Regions from separate parts of the Homo sapiens genome. Here regions 1, 2 and 4 are each linked to region 3. The links are chromatin contacts, found by Hi-C or POLR2A ChIA-PET in ENCODE. All regions are on one chromosome and are shown on one strand. The core of a region is the stretch at or near the end of the contact, and the rest is flanking DNA. Distances in the headings are between cores, read along the strand shown. Region 1 holds the start of ZNF765-ZNF761 (ZNF765-ZNF761 readthrough). Region 2 holds the start of ZNF845 (zinc finger protein 845). Region 3 holds the start of ZNF600 (zinc finger protein 600). Region 4 holds the start of ZNF766 (zinc finger protein 766).

The links. A loop is a pair of places that touch in the nucleus more often than their neighbours do. ChIA-PET counts read pairs that join two places held with the same protein, here RNA polymerase II (POLR2A). Pooled maps may share reads with other maps.
Region 1: a pooled map shows a loop between it and region 3 (7-fold over the local background). The contact joins the promoter of ZNF765-ZNF761 here to the promoter of ZNF600 in region 3. A Hi-C loop is called at or near these places in 5 of 50 pooled maps.
Region 2: a pooled map shows a loop between it and region 3 (24-fold over the local background). The contact joins the promoter of ZNF845 here to the promoter of ZNF600 in region 3. A Hi-C loop is called at or near these places in 1 of 37 single-sample maps with no recorded cell type and 10 of 50 pooled maps.
Region 4: a map of B cell shows a loop between it and region 3 (18-fold over the local background). The contact joins the promoter of ZNF766 here to the promoter of ZNF600 in region 3. A Hi-C loop is called at or near these places in 1 of 168 maps with a recorded cell type or tissue (B cell) and 9 of 50 pooled maps. POLR2A ChIA-PET finds 5 or more read pairs at or near these places in 1 of 52 experiments (activated B cell).

Annotation. Positions count from the first base shown.
Region 1 is chr19:53,393,864-53,396,563 of GRCh38, forward strand. ZNF765-ZNF761 (ZNF765-ZNF761 readthrough) reads left to right here and starts at 1,286. Exons shown (of 13, transcript NM_001350496.2): 1 at 1,286-1,330. It overlaps ZNF765 (zinc finger protein 765), which reads left to right and starts at 1,286. Exons shown (of 4, transcript NM_001040185.3): 1 at 1,286-1,330. RefSeq lists a silencer at 1,156-1,355.
Region 2 is chr19:53,332,499-53,335,198 of GRCh38, forward strand. It overlaps ZNF845 (zinc finger protein 845), which reads left to right and starts at 1,251. Exons shown (of 4, transcript NM_138374.3): 1 at 1,251-1,294. RefSeq lists enhancers at 367-1,231, 1,330-1,379, 1,650-1,739 and a silencer at 1,040-1,259.
Region 3 is chr19:52,785,358-52,788,057 of GRCh38, forward strand. ZNF600 (zinc finger protein 600) reads right to left here and starts at 1,434. Exons shown (of 6, transcript NM_001321866.4): 1 at 1,238-1,434. RefSeq lists enhancers at 394-1,252, 1,253-2,110 and a silencer at 1,443-1,592.
Region 4 is chr19:52,268,253-52,270,952 of GRCh38, forward strand. ZNF766 (zinc finger protein 766) reads left to right here and starts at 1,335. Exons shown (of 4, transcript NM_001010851.3): 1 at 1,335-1,379. The coding sequence starts at 1,362. It overlaps LOC124904763 (a long non-coding RNA gene), which reads right to left. Exons shown (of 4, transcript XR_007067331.1): 4 at 992-1,989. RefSeq lists enhancers at 1,076-1,621, 1,544-1,838, 2,272-2,341 and a silencer at 1,132-1,361.

The sequences.
Region 1 (2,700 bases), core at 36-2,535, 610 kb after region 3:
GTATAGAACTGTGAAGTGTCTTTCTCTTTTTTCAACCTCTTAGCTCTTTGCCTCTATTTCCCATCACATTCTGGTCTAAGGCTTACTTATTAATAAAATGGTGTTTATTTCTTTCTCTATTATCGTCATGGAGATGTTTTGTCATTTGGGGGAAGATTTTTTTGTTTCGTTTTCAATTGTATTTTCTTAACAATTAGAAAGTGAAGTAAAAAGTATTTGGCCAGGCGCGGTGGCTCCCGCCTGTGATCCCAGCACTTTGAGGAGGCCCAGGCAGGTGGATCCCTTAAAGTCAAGAGTTTGAGACCACACTGGCCAACATGGTGAAACTCGTCTACAAAAATACAAAAATTAGCCGGGCATGGTGGCACGCGCCTGTAATTGCAGATACTCTGGAGGCTGAGGCAGGGGAATCGCTGAAACCCAGGAGGCAGAGGCTGCAGTGAGCCGAGATCCCATCACGGCACTCTAGCCTGGGCGACAGAGAAATACTCTGTCTCAAAACAAAAGAAATAAGTAAATAAATAAAGGAATAAATCTCTTCCAAAAATGTGCTGAGGCAACTAACTGGATATCCACATGGAAAAGAATACTGTTAGATCCCTATCTCACACAATCAAACTCTTATTTTAAAACGTTTAAAAAAAAAGGAAAAAAAAGAGAGAGTGACGAGGAAGGGAGCCCTGCGGGAGGGGGTGTTACATTGTCGCCCAGGCTGGCCTGGACCCCCAGGCTCAGCAATCCTCCCGCCGCTGCTTCCTGAGTAGCTGGGACCTCAGTCTCCCGCGCCCGCGCCCACATCCCTGCTGTGTTTATCCAGAAGGTGGTGACCTCACTCCTCGCTGGCCTGAGCATTCCGTCCCACATCCCAGGCGGTGGCCCTAGGGAAGTCTCTGCAGCTGAGCACAGGGTGGACTCTCCCTCCCAAGTGAATGGAGACTGGAAAGGGAGAGGATTTCTATTCTGTTTTGTGGGCTGTCAGCATGAAATCGTACGTTCCATCCAGGCAGGGCTTTGCATTTTACATTCCAGTTTGCATCCCCGTTCCAGACAATTCCAGGGCTTTTGAATCATGCCTCAGCCTTCCTGGCCGGTCTCGCCTCCAAAACCCGAAAACTGAGGCCCTGGGAGCCAGGCTGAGAGACTCACAGGTCCCGCCACAGCCCCGCCCTCTGTCGGTTCTAAAGGGTAAAGTCTCTCTGCCCCGCCCCTACCTCGCCCAAGCCCGCCCACCTCCTCGCGGGTCCCGCCCAGGCCTGGCTTCTTTCCTGCGCGCGCAGCTTCGCGCAGACCCGGAAGCGGACGGCGTGGAGTGACTATCCCACCGCCGCGGGTGAGTTTCGCTCTGTTTTGTATTAAGTCTGTGCTTCCCAGGTCCCTGGCGCTTCTGTACCTGGGGCGTGGGGTCTCCACTAACCTGGAAATTCTCAGCCGTCTTCCTTCACCCAGAGCAAGTTGAGACGACCCCGTGAGAGTCCGGGGGTCGCTTCCTTTTGGGTTTAAGGTCCCCCTGAGGCTGGTCCCGTCCCGGGTGTTTCTGCTATAGGGCAATGTATACACTTTCTATCACGTAGTTTTCCTGCTCTGAAACTTTTTCTGACTCCTCCCGTCCCGCGCTTTTTAAAGTCCTCACCCGAGAGGTGAATTCCCTCCCTGAGCGCCTCCCAGTCTCGCCCTCGTTGGCAGCTGGACGCAGCGCGGCGGCCCCAGCCCCAAGGAGGCCGCGTCCTCTGTCTGGTCCTGGGATCCTGCAGACCCCACCCTTGTCTTAAGGCGCCGTGGCGCCGCCGCCTCCCTCCTTTTGCGGGCCCTACTGCTCCCCAGGTTCGCCTCCACAGTCACTGCTTTCCCTGAGCCCGAGTTAGGGAGGTGCCCGGGGCCTGTCCTGTGACACGGGGTGTTCTTGCCTGCCCAGCTCCAGCCCCTGGAAAATGCGCTCCCCCGGGATGCAGGCGTTTTGCTCCAAACCCTCCTGTGTCTTATCCAAAGCCTCCGGTGCTTGTGTAGGCTAAAGGGATCAGGAGACAGACGTAGAGCAGTAGAAAACCTGAGACAGAAAAGAAGAATAAAAAAGACTCATAACAGATGGCAAAGTAGAGGATGGGTGAGGGATTTGCCAGACACAGCAAATGTGGGGGAAAAAAAAAAAAAGGAGGAGAAAAGCAACTGGAGAAATGTAGAGAAAAGGTAGATGTACAGAGAGATGAAGGACAGAGAGCAAGGTAGGGAGAGGGACAGCAAAGAGGGAGGCTCATCAGAGTGAGGGAGAGGAGGAGGGATTTGGAGCCAGGGCAGACAGAGCAGAGTGGTGCTGGTGGCAAGGAGAACAGAGGGAGAAGCACAGCAGGGAGGACACCTGGGGATCTGGGGTGCTAGAGAGTGGGGATGAGGGTATAACAGGGAAGAGAGAATGTAACAGGGAGAGCAGAGGAGGCGCAGAGATGGTGTTGCGGGAAACTAAGTACTAGAGAGACCGGTATGCGGGAGACAGAACGATGTTTATTTAAGGTACGCACCGGCTCAGTGGATTTACATCTAAAAAGCTGAGCATTTCAACAAAGACAGAGTGGGGTTTTTATAAGCAGGCTTACAGAAGCAAAATAAAAGCAGTTAATCATGTAATGATTGGTCACATAATCTATAGCATAGCATAACTTGTGGCCTTGCATAGCTGGTGGTCTTGTAGCTGCATTGAAAGAAAAA
Region 2 (2,700 bases), core at 1-2,500, 550 kb after region 3:
CAGTACCCGTATCTCGGTAGGAAATTAAATATTTCAAACATCAAATAATTCCAATGTAAATGTATGGATCTTTAAATAATTCTGAGCCTTGAAAGGAATGTGGTCATGCAAGCTGAGTCCAGTGGTATGCAGGCGCAACTTCTAAGAGTTTTCCTGGCCAGACGCGGTGGCTAACGCCTGTAATCCCAACACTTTGGGAGTCCGAAGCAGGTGGATCACTTGACGTCAGGAGTTCGAATCCAGCCTGGCCAACGTTGTGAAACCCAGTCTCTACTAAAAATACAAAACTATTAGCCAGGCTTGGTGGCGCGCGTCTGTAATCCCAGCTAGTTGGCAGGCTGAGGCAAGAGAACTACTTTAACCCGGGAGGTGAAGGTTGCAGTGAGCCGAGATCTCGCCACTGCACTCCAGCCTGGGTGACAGAGAAATACTCTGTCTCAAAAAAGAAAAGAAAAGAAAAGAAAAATCTAAATATAAAAATGAAAGTAATAGATCTCTTCCACAAATGTGCTGGGACAACTAACTGGATATCCACGTGAAAATGAATAATGTTGGATCCCTAACTCACAAAATCAAAAATTTTATTTAAAGAAATTTTAAAAAAGGAGAGAGAGAGAGACGAGGAAGGGAGCGCTGCCGGAGGAGGTGTTACTTTGTCGCCCAGGCTAACTTGGACCCCCCCCCCGGCTCAGCGATCCTCCTGCCACTGCTTCCTGAGTAGCTGGGACCTCAGGCTTTCGCCCCGCGCCCGCATCTCTGCTGTGTTTAAGCAGTAGGTGGTGACCTCACTCCTCCCTGGCCTGAGCACTCCGTCCCGCATCCCAGGGGGAGGCCCTAGGGAAATCTCTGAAGCTGAGGACAGGGTGGACTCTCCTTTCCCAGTGAATGGAGAATAGAAAGGGAGAGGATTTCTATTCTGTTCTGTGGGCCGTCAGCATGAAATCGTATGTTCCACCCAGGCAGGGCTTTGCATTTCACATTCTAGTTTGCATCCCCGTTTCAGACAATTCCAGGGCTTTTGAATCATGCCTCAGCCTTCCTGTCCGGTCTCGCCTCCAAAGCTCGAAAACAAGAGGCGCTGGGAGCGAGGTTGAGAGACGCACGGGTCCCACCCCGGCCCCGCCTTCTGCCAATTCTAAAGGGGAAGGTCTCTCCGCTTCGCGCCCCGCCCCTACCTCGCTCAGGCCCCGCCTACCTCCCCGCGGGTCCCGCCCAGGCCTGGCTTCTGTCCTGCGCGCGCAGATTCGCGCAAACCCGGAAGCGGATCGCATGGAGTGATGGTCCCACCGCAGCGGTGAGTTTTGCTCTGTGTTGTGTTAAGTCTGCGCTTCCCAAGTCCCCGGCGCTTCTGTACCTGGGACGTGGGGTCCCCATAGACCTGGAAATTCTCACCCGTGTTCCTTCACCTAGAGCAAATTTAGACGTCCTCGTCAGAGTCCAGGGGTCGCTTCCTTTTGGGTTTAAAGTCGCCCTGAGGATGGTCCCTTCCCGAATCTTTCTGCTATAGGGCAATGTATACACTTCCCATCGCGTAGTTTCCCTGCTCAAAACCTTTTTCTGACTCCTCCCGACCCGCACTTTTTAAAGTCCTTACCGCGAGGCGGATTCCCGCCCTTGGCGCCTCCCAGTCTTGTCTTAAGGCGCCGTCGCCCCCCACCTCCCTCCTCGTTCCAGGCCCTTATGCTCCCCAGGTCTCCCCACCGCAGTCACCGCTTACCCTGAGCCCGCGTTGGGGAGGTGCCCGGGGCTGTCCTATGACACCGGGTGTTCTTGCCTGCCCTGCACCAGCCCCTGGAAAATGCGCTCCTCCGGGATGCAGGCGTCTTACTCCAAAGCCCTCCTGTGATTGTGTTGGCCAAAGGGATCAGGAGACTGAGAGAGAGAGCAGTAGAAAACCTGAGACAGAGAAAAGAAGAATGAGAAAGACCATAACAGATGGCAAAGTAGAGGATGAGTGAGGGATTTGCCAAGAGAGAGCAAAAATGAAAAAAACAAAACAAAACAAAAAACAGCAGGAGGAGCAGATCCCAGGGAAAAAGAAAACAAGAGCTAGAGAGAGAAGGGGAGAATGAGAGATATGTACAGAATTAGGGAGGGAAGCACAGTAATGAAGAAAGGGGGGCTGGGCGCAGTGGCTCACGCCTGTAATCCTAGCACTTTAGGAGACTGGGGCAGAGGGATTGCTTGAGTCCAGGAGTTCAAGACCGGCCTGGGCAAAATAGTGAGACCCCCCCCCCCATCTCTGTCAAAAAAAAAAAAAATTTAACTGGGCGTGATGGTGCACACCTGTAATCCCAGCTGCTCTGGAGGCTGAGGCAGGAGGATCACTTGAGCCCAGGAGGTCCAGGCTGCAGTGAGCAGAGATCATGCCACTGCACTCCAGCCTGGTCAACAGAGCAGAGCCTGTCTCAAAAGATTAAAAGGGGTGGGGGACTTTGGGTTCAGATGAGTGGGTGAGTTCATTGGATATGATTAGTTGTGATATGTTGACTTCTGTTTATATAATCTAATAACTTAGAACTTGTTTAAATTATACAGATGATATTGAGAATTTTAAAATTCCTATCTATAAGACACATACATTCTGTAAATCTTGGCATTAGAGGTCAGCTTCCACTTGGAATCCCTATTCAGCCAGAGGGTAGTGACTTAATTCAATTGTGAGAGCCTCTCTTCCCTCTTCCCATGGTGAGGTAGGAA
Region 3 (2,700 bases), core at 184-2,683:
TCCTGCCTCAGCCTCCCTAGTAGCTGGGATTACAGGCATGTGCAACCGCTCCCAGCTAATTTTATATTTTTAATAGAGACGGGGTTTCTCCCTGTTGATCAGGCTGGTCTCGAACTCCGGACCTCAGGTGATCCACCCGCCTCAGCCTCCCAAAATGCTGGGATTACAGGCATGACCCACAGCGCCCGGTCCTTATTTAACCTCTTGTTGTTCTTTCTCCCCAATCTTTCAATCTTCCTCAATGTCTATATATTACAGCCTCTTCTCTTATCTCTCCGTCTCCTCTGCTCTCCCTATTAAATTCTCTCTTCCCTGTTATACCCCTCTGTCCCCACTCTCCAGCACCTCAGATCCCCAGGTGTCCTCCCTGCTGTGGTTCTCCATCTGTTCTTGCCACCAGCACCACTCTGCTCTGTCTGCCCTGGCTCCAAATCCCTCCTCCTCTCCCTCACTCTGGTGAGCCTCCCTCTTTGCTGCCCCTCTCCCTACCTTGCTGTCCTTCATCTTTCTGTACATCTAGCTTTTCTCTACATTTCTCCAGTTGCTTTTCTCCTCCTGCTTTCTTAGTTTTTTTTCTTTCACTTTTGCTGTCTCTTGGCAAATTCCTAACCCATCCTCTACTTTGCCATCTGTTATGGGCCTTTCTCATTCTTCTTTTCTCTGTCTCTGGTTTTCTACTGCTCTCTCAGTCCCTCTCTCTATCTCCTGATCCCTTTGGCCCAGGCGGGTTTGGAGTAATCACAGGCGGGTTTGGAGTAAGACGCCTGCATCCCGTAGAAGCGCATTTTCCAGGGGGTGGAGCTGGACAGGAAAGAACACCTGGTATCATAGGACAAGCCCCTGCGACCCACCCCAACCCTGGCTCAGGGGAAGCGAAGACTTGGGGAGCAGCAGGGCCCGGCACCAGGAGGGACGTGGTGGGCGACGGCACCCTAAGACAAAGGTGGGACCTGCAGGATCCCAGGACCAGGCAGAGGACGCAGCCTCCCCGGGGCTGGGGCCGGGGCGCCGCGCTCCAGGTGCCAACTGGGGCGAGGCTGGGAGGCGCCCAGGGCTGGAATCCACCTCGCGGGTGAGGACTTTAAAAAGCACGGGGCGGGAATAGTCAGAAAAATGTTTTGAGCAGGAAAAATACGCGATAGGAAGTGTATACATTGCCCTATAGCAGAAAGACCGGGGACGGGACCAGCCTCCGAGCGACTTCAAACCCAAAAGCAAGCAACTTCCAGACTCTTACCGGGACGTCTCAATTTGCTCTGGGTGAAGGGAAGACAGGCGAGAATTTCCAGGTCCGTGGGGATCCCACGTCCCAGGGGCAGAAGCGCCGGGGACCTGGGAAGTGCAGACTTAATCCAAGGCAGAGCAAAACTCACGCGCCGTGGTAGGACCTTCACTCCACGCGATCCGCTTCCGGGTTTGTGCGCGCCCAGGACTGAAGCCAGGCCGGGGCAGGTTGGCTGGACCTGGGCGGGGTAGAGGCGGGGCCCCAGGCGGAGAGACCTTGCCCTTTAGAACCGGCAGAGGGAGGGCCCGGGGCGGGACCTGTGCTTCTCAGCCTCGCACTCAGCGCCTCTGTTTTTCGAGTTTTTGGAGGCGACAGCGGCCAGGAAGGCTGAGGCATGATTCAAAAGCCCTGGAATTATCTGGAACGGGAATGCAAACTAGAATGTGAAATGCAAAGCCCTGCCAGGGCGGAACATACGATTTCATGCTGATGGCCCACAGAACAGAACAGAAATCCTCTCCCTTTCTATTCTCCATTCACTCAGGAGGGAGGGTCCACCCCGTGCTCAGCTTCAAAGTGTTCCCTAGGGCCTCCGCCTGGGATGCGGGACGGAGAGCTCAGGCCAGGGAGGAGTGAGGTCACCACCTGCTGCCTAAACACAGCAGGGATGCGGGCACGAGGCGGAAGCCTGAGGTCCCAGCTACTCAGGAAGCAGCGGCGGGAGAATCCCTGAACCTGGGGGTCCAGGCCATCCTGGGCGACAAAGTAACACCCCCTAACTGCAGGGTCCTCTTCCTGATCTCTCTCTCGCTCTTTTACTTTTTTTTTTTTTTTTTTTTTTTGAGACGGAGTCTCGCTGTGTCGCCCAGGCTGGAGTGCAGTGGCACGATTTTGGCTCACTGCAAGCTCCGCCTCCCGGGTTCACGCCCTTCTCCTGCCTCAGCCTTTCGAGTAACTGGAACTACAGGAGCCCGCCTAACCCAAACAAAAACAAGACCGGGCGCGCTGGCTCACACCTGTAATCTCAGCACTTTGGGAGGCTGAGGCGGGCAGATCATGAGGTCAGGAGATCGAGACCATCCTGGCTAACACAGTGAAACCCCATCTCTACTAAAAAATACAAAAAAATTAGCCAAGCGTGGTGGTGGGTGCCTGTAATCCCAGCTACTAGGGAGGCTGAGACAGGAGAATGGAGTGAACCCGGGAGGCGGAGCGTGCAGTGAGCCAAGATCGTGCCACTGCACTCCAGCCTGGGCGACAGAGCGAGGCTACGTCTCAAAAAAAAAAAAGAAAAAGAAAAAGAAAAAGAAATATCTCCCCTAGTTTGTCTCCTTTTCCAGAATTTACCAGATACCAGTACACAGATACCAGTGCATACATTAATGTATGACTTTCATACATAGATTCTCTGATCTGATCCACAAAGAGCTAAATGTGCATCCAGATGTGGCCCCTGAACAATCCCTGCTGCCCAA
Region 4 (2,700 bases), core at 85-2,584, 520 kb before region 3:
GTCAGGAGTTTGAGACCACCCTGGCCAACATGGCAAAACCCCATCTCTACTAAAAATCCAAAAATTAGCCAGGCGTGGTGGCACGCGCCTGTAATCCCAGCTACTCGAGAGCCTGAGGCAGGAGAATTGCTTGAACCCAGGAGGTGGAGGTTGCAGTGAGCTGAGATCGTGCCATTGCACTCCAGCTTGGATGACAGAGTTAGACTCTGTCTTAAGAAAAAAAAAGTTGGGGGGGTGAGATATCAGAGAAAAGCATACTTATTAGTACCTGTTAATTCAAAAATATTGCCATAAAATTATTGCCGGCAGACGTAAGGCTATTTAAAATTTGATAATCTAGTTTTACTTCTATCAGGGTTCTATAAAAGAATAATCGGCCTACCAAATACACTTAGAATTACTGCAGAGTTATTCTTTAGATCAATAAATACAATTGTCTTCTGAAGACTATTTTAAGGGCTTTGTTATCTACAGGGGCCAGTACATTGAAGAAGAGAAAACAAACAAGATTTAAGAGATTATAATTTTTAAAATAAAAAGTATGTTTACTTATTACTTTCAGAATGCACCTAAAGTGAATCTGAAATTACAGTATTTTTAGAAAATATTGACCTAAGCCTCAGCCTCCCAAGTAGCTGGGATTATAGGCGTGTGCCATCACGCCCGGCTAATTTTTGTATTTTTAGTAGAGACGGGGTTTCTCCATTTTGGTCAGGCTGGTGTCGAACTCCTGACCTCCAGTGATACGACCGCCTCGGCCTCCCAAAGTGCTGGGATTACAGGCGTGAGCAACCGTGCCCGGCCTCTATTGCTTTTTTAAAAGCAATAGCTGGTGACCTGACTTCTCACCGGCCTTAGCACTCCACGCCCCAGATGTGGCCCAGGAAACTCTTTGGAACTCTCTACTCCAGAGTGAATGGGGAATAGAAATGGAGAGGATTTCTATGCTATTCTGTGGGGCGTCAGCGTGAAATTACACATTCTGCACAGGTTGAGTTTGCATATTGTATTTTAGTTTGCATTCCTTTCACAGACAATTTAAGGGATTTTCAATTAAATTTCTAAATTTTAATTGAATTCCTTAATTTTAATTGTGGGAACTTTCCTGGATCCAAACAACAGACGTTGACCCTCCTAGTGAGATCCCAGGTCACAAACCGTGGAGCGGCTCCAGCCTGACTGGCAAGTGTGGCTTGCAAAACGCGGAAAACCGAGACACGCCCAGAGATAGGAGGAGGGAAGTGCAGGCCCCGTCCAATAAGTATTCAGGCCCCGCCCGCCACGTCGCTGGCCACGCCCCGGCCCGGCCTCTCCGTTCGCGCGCAGCCGCCTGCAGACCCGGAAGTGGATGGCGTGGAGATATGGCGCAACTGCGGCGCGTGAGTTTTCCTTTGTTTAGATTAAGTGTTCGCTTAGCGGTGCCCTCACGCTTCTGTACCCGGGATGTGGGGGGCGGTACAGACCTTGAAATCCCCGCACCGCTCTCTCCACCCCGAGTAAATTCATGCGTCCCGTCAGAGTGTTAAAATCGCCCTAGGGCTGGTTCTGTCTCCGGTCGTTCTGCCGTAGGGCTGCGTAGGCAGCTGCTTTCGCGCCGTTTTCCTGCTTAAAACCCTTCAGTGACCCCTCCGCCAGCCCCGCGCCACGTAAAGTCCCCGCCTGCGAGGCGGATCCACGCCCTCCGGGTCCCAAGCCTCGTCCTTGTCGGCCCCTGGGGCGCAGCGCCGCAGCCGCCATTCGGGAGGGGCCGCGTCCTCTGCCTGGTCTGGGGATTCTGCAGACCCCACCCCTGATCTGCCTGCCGCCGTAGTCCTCCTTGGGCCGTTCCCTTCTGTCCCCAGGCCTTTTCGCAGTCACGGCTTCTCCGGATCCTGTGTTGGGGGAGGTGGCCGGGACCTATCTCAGGGCACCCAGTGTTCTTCCGTCCCAAATTCCTCCCATTGGAAACTGTGCTCTTGAGGAGGTGGGTATTTTATTCCAGTCCCCTCCCTGTGAATGTGAAGTGAAAGAGAGATGGAGAGCGAGGTAGAGGAAACAGAAAAATTTAGAGAGAAAATAATGAGGAAGATCCATAACAAGACGGCAACGCAGAGGGAGGGTGAGAGATTTGCAAAGTGAAAGAAGCACCCCAGGAAGTAGCAGGGAGAGAAAAGCAACTCGAGAAATGTAGAGAAAAGTTCTATTTCTAGACAGATGAAGGACAGCAAGGTAGGGAGAGGGGCAGCAAAGCGGGAGGCTCCTCAGACAAAGTTGGGGAGAGGAGGAGGGATTTGGAGCCAGGGCAGACCGAGCAGCGTGGTGCTGGCACAGCAAGAGGGGGCAGCCGGTGACAAGGAGGGCAAAGGGAGAACCACCCCAGAGATCTGGGGTTGCCAGACAGTAGGGACAAGGGGGCGTGACAGAGAAGAGGGAATTTAACAGGAGGAGCACAGATGGGAGAAGAAAGAGGCAGAAATATATGGAGATTGGAGACAATCAAAAGATTGGAGAGAAAGAGCAACAAGAGGAAAAAAATTGCAAGATGGAGCAGATGAAGTGGAAAAGAAGGAATAGAGGGAAGAAGGGGAGAAACTGCGGGAGAGGAGAGGGGCTCAAAATCTCGGCTCACTGCAACCTTAGCCTCCTGAGTTCAAGCGATTCTCCTGCCTCAGCCACCCGAGTAGCTGGGACTACAGGCGCCCGCCAGCTCGCCTGGCCAAT